Linked DNA regions of Homo sapiens: region 2 is linked to region 1. Evidence: chromatin loops called from intact Hi-C (ENCODE). Cell type or tissue: ovary. All regions are shown on one strand. Each heading gives the region's core, and the rest is flanking DNA. Links, peaks and the distances in the headings are about the cores only.

The links. Peaks named below come from ENCODE experiments on the same cell type or tissue, not always from the same donor. Only the 100,000 strongest peaks of a DNase experiment are listed, where the experiment ranks them.
Region 2: it touches region 1 in a loop (4-fold over the local background); 19 of 110 quality-filtered maps call a loop at or near these places.

The regions. Positions count from the first base shown.
Region 1 is chr21:27,563,355-27,566,285 of GRCh38, reverse strand. No RefSeq gene overlaps it. Among named protein-coding and RNA genes, the nearest start is that of LINC01673, 74 kb to the left of the region's middle. In ovary, for the core only: a CTCF peak has its summit at 1,408 (motif pointing right); no DNase peak of the experiment used is centred there.
Region 2 is chr21:26,893,804-26,896,734 of GRCh38, reverse strand. All of the region lies in intron 2 of LOC105372760 (a long non-coding RNA gene), which reads right to left. Among named protein-coding and RNA genes, the nearest start is that of ADAMTS1, 50 kb to the right of the region's middle. In ovary, for the core only: no CTCF peak of the experiment used is centred there; no DNase peak of the experiment used is centred there.

The sequences.
Region 1 (2,931 bases), core at 251-2,750:
CGACTACTATGAGCTACCATACGAAGTGCTGGGAAGACAGTCAAGATGAAGCCCCTGATCTCAAAATGCTTCCGGTCCAGGAGTAGAGTGTGGCTAGAGGCTGGGAGAAGACAAAATTCACTACGTAGGAATTTAAATATAACCATGGTAACATTGGAAGGTGAAATTCAGGGAGTTGTTAGTTTGAGATGGTTGGTGTGACCCGGAAAAGGTTTTATTGAGGTAATGGTATTTCAATTGAGAGTTAAAGGGTAGGAATGGTGGCAAGGGCAGAATCCCGGCAGAGGAAAAAGGTGTTTAGATTCAGAGTTGGGAATGGCTTTGGTCATTAAAGAAAATAAGTAAAACAAACAAACAAAAATCAATATGCTTGAAACAGAGTAAACAAAAAGAGGGGCTAGTTAAAAATGGGCTGGAGAACCAAGCTGAGGCTGGAATCTACAAAGCCCTGGAGGCCTCCTTAAATTTTTTTCATTTTATCCTAGGAGGAATTAGAAATAACTACAGTTTGTTATATAAAAGATGACTCTCAGAATTTAAAAAAAAGAATTTTAAGGTTTATTTGTTTATGTATTGCTAGTTTGCTCAAACATCACCTTCTTAAAGAGGCCTACTCTGTCTCTTCTCTTAGTACAGCAAGCTGGCTGCATCTCCACCCCTACTCCTCCCAGTGGCCCTTAATACACTGTGGTTTTCTTTATGCCTGCTACCAATCAAGTCATTTACTCATTTATCAAGTTTATTGCCTATTGTTTGTTTCTGCTCACAAGTGCAAGCCCCCCATATGCAGAGCTCTGCAACATCTGATGCTGTATTGCACGCAGCTTCTTAGAGCAGCATCTAATATAAAAGAGAACTGTGCTCAATAAGTATTGACTCAGCACATGAGCTTCCCTAGGCAAAATCACTTATTATATCTTTGTTCTTCATCAAAAATTCACACTAGGCAGTTTAAACTTAATTAAGGTAGTACATAAAATAAATTGCTTTTTTTTTCTCCTTGGGAGCTTTGTAATGAATAGTCTCAGCATTATTTATTTAAGCTCTGTAGCAGACATGGTCACATTCTCAGCAGAGAGGTCATGAACAAAATATTCTCATCCAAGGAGATTTTTTTGTAGATTAGACTCAAGAGGTCCAACATTGGCAAGTCAGCATGTGTGATATTTTTCTAGGCCTGTTCTCACACATATCCATTTCTAATTCACAATCCACAGTACAGACTTCACATTTATAGGAGTCAATTTTTAAGTTCACGTAGTGACCCCTCAGATATGTAGCTATGTAATCTCTAGCAAAAGCCCAAGTACTTTTTTACCTCCTGAGATATCAGTGCTAAGAAAATGGTGGGCTTTTGTTTTTAAGGATGCAGCTCTTAGTCTATAGAGGGTTTGAGCAGCTGACCAGTAGAGGGCACCTGCCACTCTAAAATTGCCTCATGTCCTGTCAGTCTAGAGACACAGGCTTCACTGATTTATAAATAAGTTATTATTGCCTTCAGAATATTTTTATTTCCTTTCTGATCATCCAATATTATTGATTTCTAACACAAGTAATATGTCATAATAAAAATAAAGATTCATAAAGAGAAAAACTAAATCACTAATAGTACGATTACCCGGAGATAGCATAACCACTATTAATGTTTGATATTATTCCATATTATAATACATGCATCTGAATTCCATGTATTTCCCCAAATGGGATCACAAAGTAAATGCTATTTAATAACTTAAAAATAGATGAAATATGCAAGTTGAATCTAGGGCTATATCTTATAATGCCAGAAAGTCCTAAAAAAAAAAGGAAGAAAAGAAAACCCACAATGATGGGGGCATGTCAAAGGGTCCGAGGAACAAACTGAAAAAGCTCCAAGTGTCCATAGCTAGAACAATTTGGGCAACAAAGCAAACAAAGTAGCATTGGATTATGGTCCAAATTATAAAATCAATGTCTGAGTCCATACAGATATCAATACACAATTGAATAGGTAGTAGAGAAGAAACAAATCTGCCTTGTAGAAGAATACCAAATAATCAAAACAACTCACTTCTTCAGTATGAGCTGTTAATAGTGACTTTCTTCCAAAGGGTGCAATATGGAAAGAGTTGAAAAATAGTAAATTTACAGTGGAAAAACCTAACACCACCTTAACTAGGTGACCAAGGTCAATATCAACAAGTCATGTTGACTGTATGTAGCTTTAATATGTTGTTAGGAAACTAGCACTTTACCTCTATGATATTCCTCTATAACAGAGGAAATGAAGACCTGAAAAGGCTGAGGCAATTTTCAAAATCAGAATTGGTTGTATTTACTGATCAATTAAAATGTAAAGAGACAGGCAAGGCAATTGAAGTTGGATAAAGAGTTAAAGATGGGCATCTGAGTGAAAACATGAACTGTGTCCACTTGTGAATGGACATGTAACATCACACACACACACACAAATTGGCTGCAATATCTACAAATGCCAGTTTCCCTGGAAAACATCTACCATTGCTGTTTTTTTCAAGTTGAGACAAGTGAAAAAAAATGTATAGGATTTTGAATTAGAAAAACTGGAGGTCGAAACCTAGCTCTGCTATAGTAATTTTGGGTAAGGAAAAGAATGTGAAAAGTGAAATAGCACACAAGTTTCAGGGTTTTTAAGAGAGCTGATGACATTGCACAGAGAGTTACAAGAAATCATGGCGTTCCTCCCACAACTGGGACCAGACAAATTATTGTAATTATCATTAGCAGTCAAGATTGGCAGAAGGAAGCTATTTTCTGGTTTCTTATTAATATGCGATGATGGAAGATAAATCATTTTCCCAAGCAACCCTTCTGCCATAAGTAAATGTCTATAGATTGATCACAAATTTAATAATATTATTTTTAATTTTCTGGTTATAAAATGTTCCTTCTTTCAAAAATATTAAGGCCTCC
Region 2 (2,931 bases), core at 184-2,683, 670 kb after region 1:
ATGTTTATTGCGGCATTATTCACAATAGCAAAGACTTGGAACCAACCCAAATGTCCAACAATGATAGACTGGATTAAGAAAATGTGGCACATATACACCATGGAATACTATGCAGCCATAAAAAATGATGAGTTCACGTCCTTTGTAGGGACATGGATGAAATTGGAAATCATCATTCTCAGTAAACTATTGCAGGAACAAAAAACCAAACACCGCATGTTCTCACTCGTAGGTGGGAATTGAACAATGAGAATACATGGACACAGGAAGGGGAATATCACACTCTGGGGACTGTGGTGGGGTGGGGGGAATGGGGAGGGATAGCATTGGGAGATATACCTAATGCTAGATGATGAGTTAGTGGGTGCAGTGCACCAGCATGGCACATGTAACTAACCTGCACATTGTGCACATGTACCCTAAAACTTAAAGTATAAATAATAATAAAAAAAAAAGAAAACTACCAATATACCTTATAAACATAAACACAAAAGTCTTTACCAAAGATTAGCAAGTAAAATCCAGCAAAACAAAAATTTAGTGCCACATGACCAATTTGGGCTTATCACAATATTTCAAGTTTGGTTAATAGTTGAATAGCAAATCAAGGTAATTTGTGATATTAACAGAGGAGAGAAAGAAATAATATGCTATCTCACTAAATGGAGAAAAAACTATTTGACAACATTCAATAACTAATCATGATAAATGCTCCTAGCAAATTGGGAATAAAACAAAACTTTCTTTACTGGAAGACAGTATGATAATAAGCATAAAAAAAATTAAAGAAGCTACAAAATATCTACTCAGAATATGCTATAAATTTAAAATAATGTAAGAATATAGGATAGAAGATCAATATTTTAAAAATTAATTATAATTCTATATATTAGCAACTAATAATGGCATATTGAAATGTTTAAAAATAATTTCAATAGCATAAAATATTTAGCTATGGATATAAATAATGCATGACTTCTATTGTAAAAATTACAAAACATTGCTGAGAGGAATTATGAAAAATTAAATGAAGAGATATATTATGTTCATTAGAACACAATATTAAAAAGTCAATTTTCCCAAGTTGATGTATTGATCATTCTAATCATAATTTCAGCAGAGCTTTTTCCTTCTAACTAATAAGCTGATTCAAATATTTATTTTGAAATTCAAATGATTAGAATAGGCAAGAAAAATTTTTTTAAAGAAAAAAGTTGGAGGTAGTGTACTAATGCAATTTAAGACTCACCACAAAGCTGTAGTGATCACAAAGGTGATAATGTCAATTGTATCAACATATCACTCAATGGAACAGAATAGAAACTTTAGAAGTATATACACATATATATGGTCGTTTTCTTTTATTTTTGTATTTTAATTTTATTCTTAACTGACATATAATAATTGTATGTATTTGCGGGGCACAGTGTTATGTTTCAATAAATGTGCTACAGAAATACAATGGGAAAAGGATCGTTTTTTCAAAAATAGTAGTGAAGCAAATGGATATCTATGTGGAAAAAAACTTCAATATTTCATACTATTAAATATACAGAAAATTTTCTCAGACTGGATCATAAACCTAAATGTTAAAGCTAAAGCTATTCAGCTTCTAAAAGAGAACTATAAAAAAAAAAAACTTTGAGAACTCAATGAAGGCAAGGATATACTAGGATATAAACAAACTGTTGTGTCCCTACACAATGGAATACTACTCAGAAATAGAAAATAATGAATTTGCATGATACATGCAACAGTTTGGCTGAATCTCAAAAACGTTATCCTGAGTTTCAAAGAGGACACGCTGCACTGGTGTCTTATGTGGGACACAAGGCAGCATGGCCTTGGCTTGTCTAATCACAAAAATCCACCAATCTTCAAATTTGGAGCTTGTGAGATAGAACAAACACAGTCCATAGGGAATTCTTTCTAATGTCAGCTGCAGCTACACTCATTATCCAGGGCACCAGTAGCTGAGATGCCTATCTATGGTGGCATCCAGGAATCAGAGCTAGAAGTAGAGATTGTATAAGCTGAGATACTCAGTTGCATCATGGCAGTAGCAGTGTCCTCTTTGGAGAGAATCTGTGCCATTATCGTGGTCTTGCAATTCTGGCTCTTGCCAGCCCTCTTTGTTCCTGACAATTCCCTGAGATATCCTGGCAATTCTTTGAATGACCCAACATCCATTCAATATTCTTTTCTTCTTGAGATGATCCCTTTTAGTGTTGTTTGCTAGTATTAACTCTTATTAATACAAATTGTCTTAAATACCATGTAAAGAGGGATGATTTGAAAATTTATTTTTCTGCTTTTGACCCAATCTGCAGATATATGAACTCTCCTTAAAATCGCCCTCAGATACAAACTAAATATCTGTGAAACAGAATTCTTGATCTCCTTCTTCCCCATGAACTGGCAATTGACTAACCAAAGCACAGTGTTTTCTTTCTGCAGTACATCAATTAGCAGCCACTAAACAACCCCATCCTTCTTATAATTACTATCAAATTACAAAAGTATTAAATTTCATAGCTGCTGTGTGGTCCAGTGCATCCCTTTTCACTTGTATTCCATCCCAACTCACCACAGGTAAAAATATCAACAATTTAATGCTACAGCAGGCCAGAGGATATCATCCCTTCACTCACCACAAACAACAGCTTCTCTGTTGCCATCTGGGCATTGAGTGATTTAATTCTAAGTCTCATCCTAAAAGTTGGCTTCCTAGAACCAATTTCAGTACCTAAAATTACTGATATAGGGTTGGATTCCCCAGAAGCATCATACTGAAATGAGGATTTAGGGGTAAAGTGGCTTATTTGAAGTATTCCCAGGACAGAAGTAAAGGAGGAAGGAGTTGGGACCAGAAGAGGAAGGAGACCAAGGAAGGCTGTGATAGCAAGCATAGCCCAGCAGAATGTATCTTAG